Linked DNA regions of Mus musculus: region 2 is linked to region 1. The links are chromatin loops, found by intact Hi-C in ENCODE. Cell type or tissue: left cerebral cortex. All regions are shown on one strand.

What was found. Hi-C counts contacts between places; a loop is a spot of excess contacts. Peaks named below come from ENCODE experiments on the same cell type or tissue, not always from the same donor. Only the 100,000 strongest peaks of a DNase experiment are listed, where the experiment ranks them.
Region 2: a loop joins it to region 1, with 2.3 times the contacts of the local background. A loop is called at or near these places in 1 of 42 quality-filtered maps.

The regions. Positions count from the first base shown.
Region 1 is chr15:95,190,942-95,195,941 of GRCm38, forward strand. The region is part of intron 1 of Gm31075 (a long non-coding RNA gene); the gene reads right to left. Among named protein-coding and RNA genes, the nearest start is that of Gm31075, 10 kb to the right of the region's middle. In left cerebral cortex, no CTCF peak of the experiment used is centred here; DNase peaks (open chromatin) are centred at 2,246 and 3,161.
Region 2 is chr15:95,133,466-95,138,465 of GRCm38, forward strand. The region is part of intron 2 of LOC100043315 (a long non-coding RNA gene); the gene reads right to left. Among named protein-coding and RNA genes, the nearest start is that of Gm30810, 56 kb to the left of the region's middle. In left cerebral cortex, no CTCF peak of the experiment used is centred here; DNase peaks (open chromatin) are centred at 2,630 and 4,048; H3K27ac peaks cover 266 bases.

The DNA of each region.
Region 1 (5,000 bases):
TACACAAGTTACCCTCCATTGCAAAGCTTTGGGGAAATGTGTAGATTCTTTGAAAAATTTGTGTAAGAGAATTATGTCATAGGATATTAGAGGGATTATGTCAAGGGGTGCCATAGGAGAGGCATGTGGGAATGAATTCTAGGAACTGGATGCGATGGCTAATACTGTCCACATGGCAGGATCCAGAGTCATGGACGAGACAAGCGTTTGGATATCTGTGAAAGATTTTCTAGATTACATTCACTAAGATGTGAAGATAAACCATAAATGAGGACAAAGCCACTACAGGGGCTGGGACTGTGGACGAAATGCGCCCTGCCCTCAAGTTCTTGCTGCCATACCCTCCCTCCTCAATGGGCTGTGTCCTCAAACTGTGATCCAGAGCAAAGCTTCATTCTTTAAGCTGATTTCATCAGGTGTCTGATCACAGCAGCAAGGAACGTAACTACAGACATGGAAACACAGAAAACCCATAAAAACAACACAGGAAGCCGAAACATACAAACAAAAGATCTGTAAGGTTAAAAAAAAATTGCCCAGACAAAGCACTGTGAGATAAAAAACTAAAACAAAACAAAACAACTTCCAAAAGTGCACTGGGTTCATTTTGTGTTTGTCATATACTGCTGTGTGAGGAGCCCGCCCTAAGAAAGGTGTGTACACCCAGGGGGTTCCACTGGAAACCACTTCTTTTGCTTTTACCAGAGGTTATCAATTGGGGATAGATTCTGGGCCAGGGATGGCGACTTGGGTGGGGAATTAGGGAGGACTGGGAGGAGTTGGATGAAGGGAAACCACAACCATAGTATATTGTATGAAAATCTAATTTCAAAAAAGAAAGTAAGTAACTAAGTAACACAGCTGTCTACCCCAGGGCAGTGCCCACATTCTCCTGAGCCTCATGATGGAAAACTACCAACCAAATATATATATATATATATATATATATATATATATATATATATATATATATATATATATATATATATATATATATATATATGTATGTGTGTGTATATATATGTGTGTGTGTGTGTGTGTATGTGTATGTATGTATATAGAATATATAATTAATCATATTTATTGTATTATCAATTATAATTCTATTTATATTATATATTTATAACTATAATTATATAAATTAATTATTAATATGTCAATTGTATCCAATATTTAATATATCAACATTGTATAGTATATATATGTTTAATATATTAACACATAACTATATGATATATTAATATAGTTATATAATACACATATAATATATATTTATATAGAGCCAGGCATAGGTGGTTAATACCTTTAAGTATAAGGCTTAAAGGCAAATTATGACAAAACCAAACCAAAACAACAAAATAATTGTATATTTAACAAGTAAAACGTGGGGTGAAGTAATAATGAAATCCTTTCAAACAAAGATGATGGGCAAAGAAATGCTGAGCAGATGCAACCTCAGAAAGCAGGTCTGTCCGTACTTAAATCAGACAGTGGAATTCCATCACGGGGTCTTCACTAGGGTAGGAGGAACAGAATGGGAGCCAATGCTAACTTCTAGAGGATGGTAAACTGTGATTTTCCAGAGTTAATTAACAACCTTGAGTTCTTTATTCAGGAATTACTGTGAACCAAACCAGAATAGTAGTAAACCTTTAACAGCCAAATCATGGTAAAAGCCCTTTAAATGAAGATAAGAGAAATCTCAGAGGCCGCCGAAGGAAGCAGGGCCACGTTAATACAGCTGAGAAACGACAGAAGCCAGAGGCAGAAACCTGGAACAGGTACACTAGAATCTTTCACAAAACTAGAATGTAAAACTGTTAGGGTTAGAAGAAAATAAACATTTTTATTATTGCTCAAAAAGTCAACTTATCAAGAACAGTAAACACACTCGGCCCCCAGAAAATGCGTAAGAAACTAGATTGACAAGCCACAGTAGGAAAATGATCTAAATGCAGATGCCATCACTCAAGGCTGTAAGCAAGGGAGCACTGAGTTCATGGGAGGTGTTCCAGAAGGAGCAGCTACTGGTGCCACAGGCAGAAAGCCCTACTGACCAGGAGCAGCTGCTGGAAGCGGAAGTGCTGTCCGGTAAGGCTGCATCCGCGCTCCTCACTGCCGCTTCAGCCTGAGCGGGCTTTGACATCTGGGCGATCAGTATGGTAGCAGCTTAGATTTTTTTTGTTTTTGCCTTTGTTTCTCACTGTATAGCAAGCTGGCATCCAGGCTTCAAAAATGCTATGTACTGCCTTAAACCAGGCTTTAAGACTGTGCACTGTAAATCAGCCATCTGCTTCCTTGTGAGTCTGATTGAAAGTTATGAGATTTGTACACACACACACACACACACACACACACACACACGGAGAGATAGACAGGAAGAGAGGCAGAGAGACAGAGACAGAGGATGATACACACATACATAGACAGAGAGACAAAGAGACACACACAGAGGAAGTTGCGGATACAGAGAAAGAGAGAGAAACAGACACATAGACACACAGAGAATGATACACACACACAAGCGTAGGCAGAGAGACAAAGAGACACACGGAAAGAAAGTCACAGACACACAGAGAATACATACACACACACAGATTCAGAGAGAGAGAGAGAGGGAGAGAGAGAGAGAGAGAGAGAGAGAGAGAGAGAGAGAGAGAGAGAGAATTGTCTTCCCTCTCCCTTCAAGCAACATGAAGACTGGGGAAATCCAACCTATAAATGAGTAGGAGACCAACTTGAGTACAACAGAAAAGAATGGTGGAAGAGAAAAAAAAGATGAGATAGAAAATGTAAAGCATGCCAAAGAGTTAAAAATAACTACAGCATGTTTTCATAAAGAATTCAAAGGCACTGATTTAAATGCAGGGCGAGAAAAACTCAGGGTTTTACTTCATTTCATGTTCAGAGCTAGCATTGCTGCAAAGCAACAGTAGCATTCCTCTGTGGGTTCTGCGAGTCGGAACATCACATGCATTTCCACCCTTGCATATAAGAATGGTTTAGATTGACTTGAAGTTATGATTTAACCACACAAAGACATGGAAGATGAAAACGTGACAAGCACAGGGGTTCTGGGGAGGCCGCTCTGGGGGAGTGAGTTGGCTCAATGCTGTGAGGTGTGGCATTTGCATTCTCTACTGAGCAAGCCTGCAGTAAGTGGGCATCTCTTTGGAGCAAATGCAAACACGGAGCTCTGGCTGTCTTCCCAAACCCGCCACGCTGATCCAACCCAGTGGGATAAAAAGTTAAGACAAGCTGCAGAGTCTTACACAGTGCCCTGAAGTGTCTCCTGAAAATGACGAGGCAGAAACCAAAGCACAAAGAGGAAGAATTCAGAAAGGCATGAAGCAGAATTACTCTATCCATTGATCACTTTTCTGAGCCAGGCTAACACAGTCAGACCCACTTACTCCAGCATTCCATCGTCTCTATCTGCCCAGGAAGAATAGGGATGGAAAACAGAAATCAGAAGAGTCCAGCAACACTCTCATTACCTGTCTGTGTGTTTACCCAGAGAAGAAGGGATTAATAACCCAGTTTAATTAACAAGGCAGCTTTGTTTTTAAAGTATGTATTCTGGTGAATGCATGTATGTATGTGTGTGTGTGGATATGCATGTGGGCATTGTAAGTGTGTACATGTGGGTAAGTGTATTCATGCCTGTGTGTATTTATATGTACCCAAACATGCTTCTGTGCACACATATATGCTCAATGTGGTATATGCAACTTTGTATGTGTATGCCTGTGAGTGTATGTATGTACATACAAATGCATGTGTCTGGGTATATGCTGTATTGCATATGTATACTTATACATTCATGTGTGGGCATATTCACATTCAATTGTGCATATGTATGCACATGTACATTTGTGGGCATTGTGTGTATGTATATGCTATACACTCTTTGCACCTTCATGGTATTTACATGATGGCATATGTACATGTGCTAGAGTGTTTATTCATATGTGTGCCTACATATGTTTATATATGTGTGTGTGTGCTTTTGTGTGAGAGCACCTCCATCAGTGAATTGATGGGTGTATATGTTTTTGCCTTGTTCACATATATGTGTGATACATATGACTGTGTGTCCATATTTAACTGTGTGTACATGTATATTTGCATGTATGTATACATGCTCATTTTATGTGTACTCCTGTCCATGAACATGTATGTATGTGCATGCACACTTATATGTATTCAAATGTGCTTATATGTAAAAATATGTGTTTATATTTGAGGTACATATGTGTATATTTGCCTCTGTGTGTTTTTTTTTGCATGAGTACATGTGTATATATGTGTATATCCTTTGACAAAAGTGAAGCGAAACTATCCTGTGTGGCATGTTCTGGGGATGCATCAGTGAGGGAAATAATGATGCTGGCATCAGGGGAGTTAACTTCTAGCTGAAATCTGGCAATAAGCAATAAAATGATAATTATGTTCAGGGATGGTCAATGTTGTAAAGAAAGAATTAAGGGAAATAGACTTGAAAATGTTAGAGAATGAAGGATAGGATGAACAAAGGCCATCAGAGTTGGCACAATTTCTACAGTAAAATTTGAGCAGAAACATGGGGAAAATCAGAAAGGTATCATTAAGACACCTGGAGAAATAAATAAGGCAGAAGACATGAATGAAAATGAGTAAGACTCTGCTTTGCATGCTGGGATGAGGAAGGACCTGAACTCAGAGCCTTGGCACCCACATAAAACCTGAGCACATACCGGTAGCCCCAGTGCTGTGGGCAGGAGAGGGACAGGCTCACCCTGAGGCTTTCTGAACGGCTCTCCTGACTCCTGCTGAAGTCCACCAGGCCCAGTGAAACACTGTCTCAAAATTAAGGTGGTGAGCAATAGAAGTCACCTGATGTTGACCTGTGGCCTTCACACTCACATCCACAGATGTGCATAATGTGCCTGTGAATTCTCTCTCTCTCTCTCTCTCTCTCTCTCTCTCTCTCTCTCTCATACACACACACACACACACAC
Region 2 (5,000 bases), 57 kb before region 1:
GTTCCCTGTATGGCACCTGCAGGGACTCCCACAGAAGATGGCTAATTTTAGAGCTCCAAACCCTGCCTCCTGAGATTTAGAATATATAGTAAGCATAAGTACTTGGACACCCATAAGCTGGCTGGACCACCCAGTGCTCCCAAGGACTAGACCACCCACCCACCAAGGAGTGTACAGGGAGGGATCCCTGGTTCCACAGACATAGTTAGCAGAGAATGGCCTTGTGTGGCATCAATGGAAGGGGAGGCCCTTGATCCTGTGGAGGTTTGATGCCCCAGAGTAGGGGGATGTTGGAGGGGTGGGGTGGGAAAGAGTAGGTGGGGATTCACCCTCATAGAGGCAAGGGGAGGGAGGATAGGGAGGTTGTGGGATGGGGGAACTTGTGGAAGGGTAACTGGGAAGTGGGGTATCATTTGAGATGTAAATGAATGGAATGATTAATAAAAAAAGAAATTAGCATTTGTTAAGATGTAATGGCTTTAACATACAAAGTAATTGCATTTTGCAATTCATACTGATTTTCTTTTACTTTAACTCACATTTTTACAAATATTAGTTTTGAGGATTTGTGGTATATGAAATTTATATAAAAATAGCCATTCAAATTCATTGCACAAATGAAATTTATATAAAAATAGCCATTCAAATTCATTGCACAAATGAGGGGTAAAGAATAATAAATGCCACAGCAAAATCTCAAAACAAAACAAGACAGATCTTTCTATTATACTGTCACTATAACTTAAAAATACTTTCTTATTGACAATATAGGGCACAAGGTACTTTGAGTGTGAACTGTCACCCATGGGCACATGTATTGGATTCTTCCTGACTTTGTTTAGGGGTACTGGAAATGTCTGGAGTTGTCCTATGGGGGGCATACCTTGTCTTCAGGCCCTTTCTGTTTCTATTGCTGCTACCTTCCTGATAGCCATGAGATGTACTGCTCATCTCCATGGTCTTCCTACTCCATGTGCCCAGAATTAACAAGACTGGGGGCTGTGGGCAGGGAGCCCCGAAGCCAGGAGCCAAGGTAAATTCTTCCTTTAGGCCATTCATGCATGTGTTTTGTGACTTTGATGCTTTGAGAGTAACAAATTCAAGTGTGTTTAAACTTTAAATAGTTGCATGGTTGATTTTAATTTCTGTCTAGGGAGGAAACCAGGGGAGTTAGGAGTTGTTTGAAATGCCCTACAAGAAATCAATGCTTCAATAATGCCTGTAAACATATTACTGGTTTTTATCAAAAAATTTAAGACCTTCACAATTTGTGAGGTTATTTTAAAGAGCATTGAGACTCTTTTTTTTTTTTCCAATTCTAAAGGAATAAATATGTTCAGGGAAGGTACGAGAATGTTATCTGGGCTTAACTGTCCTTGTACAAACATGGAATGAGAATTTAGCAAACCAGTCAGGCCTCCAAGCAGAGCCTTAATCTCATGTCCGTATGGTTGATTGAGCATTCCAACAGTGCCCAGAGCACAGATCACCCATCCTGGCAAAGATAGCTGCTCCTCACCCAGACTTGGAAGACCTTCCTTTGACCCTTCCAGATACTAATCAGATGCCTGTTGCAGAGGGCAAGCTTTTTCTCACAGCTTCTTGCTAGTCAGGTCTGGGCATTGGGTAGAGTTTGACTGATGTCTTGTGTTCAAGGGGACATGGTCTCCGGAAGCAAAGCTGTAGGGATAAAGTACAGACTGGCAGTTCTACTCCTGCAGAGACTCTCTGATTGAAGTGTGCATTATGCATGAATGTCTGTACATTATGAGTGTGTGTGTGTGTGTGTGTTGTATGACAAAACTTCCCAGAGAGATGCAACATACCCATCTATTCATCCCAAATAGGGAAGCCATGATAGACCGAAGTACAGATACCACCAAAGTCCAACGTGGTGAACCAATGAGTTTAATTGGGGTTACTTACAGGAATATGGGTGAAGGGTTACTCCCAGGAGCAGAAATGACACAAAGACAGCCACATCACCAAAGTCCTCCCCAGCATGAGTGACAGCTCACAAAGCTGGGAACCTGGAGGACACTGCCTGCAGGCAGCTCAGCAGGTAGAAAGGTGTCCTTTCCAAGTGGGCTCAGCCTCGTCCAGGCAGCCTATCTGGTCTCAGAGTCTTCTTTTCAGGCCCTAAGAGACTAAGAGGCTTCTTGGAAGCTCAGTTTCACGCCTCTGAGAGGGACTCTCAGCTTTTCTCTCTTACTCTAGCGGGGAGGGACCTAGGGAAGCAGGTGGGTTAACATGGACTTATGAGTTGTTTACCTTCCTGCCTAAGGAACTTCCCTACCGGATGGAATGTTTCCATCTTGATACAGTGTGTGTGCGTGTGCGCGTGCGTGCGCAGGAGTACCCATGTTATTCCTCTCATGTAGAAGTTCTCCCCTCCAACCTAGATCTGAAGTAGGATATTTACTATTCCCTACAACACAGTTCAAGCCAACTGGCCCCAAGCTAGCTGGCCTGTAAGCTTTGGGGGAATTCTGTCCATGTCTCCCAGGTCCCCACAGAAATGCTGAGAATAAAGACTCAAGCTAATACATCTACTCATAAGCACCCCACCCACACTCATTAAATCAGTTGTCATAGCAACAATGTAATCTAGTACTAGAACCACCGTTTTTCACATTCGTGGGAAGATTAAATAACTACTAGTACCACAATGTTCATAGTGAACAGAGCCAGGATGCAGGCTGCAGGAATGATCTTGTGATAGTTACTCTGAGTAGTCTTGTATAGCCTTTGAGATAGTCAGCATGGCAGGCACGGGCTGTGGTGACGACATACATTCTCCTATAGTGTGTTCATCCTCCGTGCTACACTGTACCAAGCTGCACTGTTATGCTGCGCTGCCCCGTGCTGCACTGTCCCGTGCTGTCCTGTCCTGTGCTACACTGCCCTGAGCTGCACTGCCCAGAGCTACACTGTGATGCTGCCCTGCTTCGTGTACTACCCTGTGCTGCGCTATCCCATGCTACACTGTCCTATGCTGTGCTGCCCCGAGCTGTGCTGCCCTGTGTTGCACTGCCCATGTCATGCTGTCCAGTGTGTTGCTACACTGCCCCGTGCTACACTGCTCCGTGACGTCCTGCTCCATGCTGCGGTGCTGTGCTGCCCAGTGCTGCGCTGTCCCGTGCTGCGCTATGATGGCGTCATTGTCCGTGCTTTTGCCCACATGCCTCACAATGTGCTGCTCCTGTCCCCCAGCTCCATGTTCGGACTAGCCATAGGCCATTCGTTTACATTTCTTTTTCTTGAATGCCATCCTCCAAATGTCCACGCAGTCAGCTCTCTTATTTTATTTTATTTTTTTAAGTCCTTGTTCAAATGCCACCGCCTTGGGGACTAGCAACATGACCCTCATCTTCCCATGTTCCCGAGGAAGCTCACCCTGGTCAACATTTTCAGTACCCAGTCATAATGCAGCTTATCATGTGTATGTGTCTCCACCTCACCTCTGCCCCTCAGTGGACTACAAGATTCACGAGGTTAGATTTTTTTTTTCTGGTCACCTCAGAGAATTAGTCCAATTGCCAAAAAACATGCCTGCTGAGCAAATGCCAGCTTCCTTTCTTCTCTCCTGTATTTTGCCCCCCCACCCCCCTTTCCCTGAAGCCTCAGCTGATGCCCCACTCGGTCAAGGAGACCTTCTGTAACTGCTACTCGGCTCCCAGGCTGTGGCTCTTTTGTACTTTTCTGTCACCATTGCCAAGTACAGTGTGTCAGATTCTGTGTCTGCAAGCCACTGATTACGGCATCTCTACAGCAGGGAAAATGGCCACAGGATAAGAGCCGTTCAGCTCTCCATTGCGTCCCCCAGGCCGAGCATGCTGTTATGTGACAAGCCTTACATATAAAGAAACAAGGAGCTGCTGGATACAATAATGAATTCCCACTTGCTCCCAGCCTGTGTCAGACGACAAAGGGCTGTGGGAATCCCATTGGTGGGTCTCTTGTAGCCAGTTTCTATCTTAATTTTCTCAGCAGGTTTGTTGCTGTGATGGTTAATTTTATGTCTGTTTATTAAGCCAAACATTCAGTCAACAACTATTTTAAGTGTTTCTCTGAAGGTGTCTTTGGCAGGATTAACATTTTACACCAACAGTCTGAATAAAGCAGATCGCCCATCCCAATGTGGGTGGGCATCTCATGCAATCTGTTGAAGGTCCAAATGGAATTCAAGAGCTGATTACGATGGGCAGAACAGAAGAAACTGCTGGCTCCTCCTGTCTGTCTGTCTTTGAGCTGTAGCTCAGACAAGACCTGCACAATCAGCTCCTTGAGTCTCTGGACTGCCTAGTGGTGATCATGAGCTCGCCAACTTCCATCAGCTTAGCATACGAGCCAATCTTTCTGAATAAGTGGATATTAAAAATTAGATGTTTTAAAATGCAAACCGTTGACATCACACACATCTGATAATTCTGATGATTAACACCCAGGCATTAATGAGGAACACCTCTGGATTTGTCTGTAATGGTCTCTCCAGGAGGGTTAACTAAGCCTGGAAGTACCACTCTGAATGTAGGTAGTAGCATCCTATGGGCTGGGAGAAAGGAGGAAGCCAGCTGGGTGCCAAGCATTCATCTGTCACTACATTGTGGCTATGGAAACAATATAACCAACCACATCTCTAGACTATGCCTAACCTGCCCTGTACTAAGCCCTACTTGTTATGTTACATAGATCAGAGCGTTACTTTACACCCTAATCTATGAACCAAAATATTCTTCCATCCTTAAGTAACTTCTTTTCCTGCATATCATCACCATAGCAAGGACAACTAATACAGCCACCAACAAGAACCACACCTCCCATTTTAAGCCTTATCACACAAGAAGCCATTTCTTCTGCCTCTGTGTTCTTTTCCTATGTGGGGAAAATGTCAACGTCCTGCTTTAATTATCATATAGTTTTGCAGCTATTTCTTTACCAGCCTTTCTTTCCACTGGATTGGGGAGTGTGCTTTTTTTTTTTAAGTATGTGTTCTTATA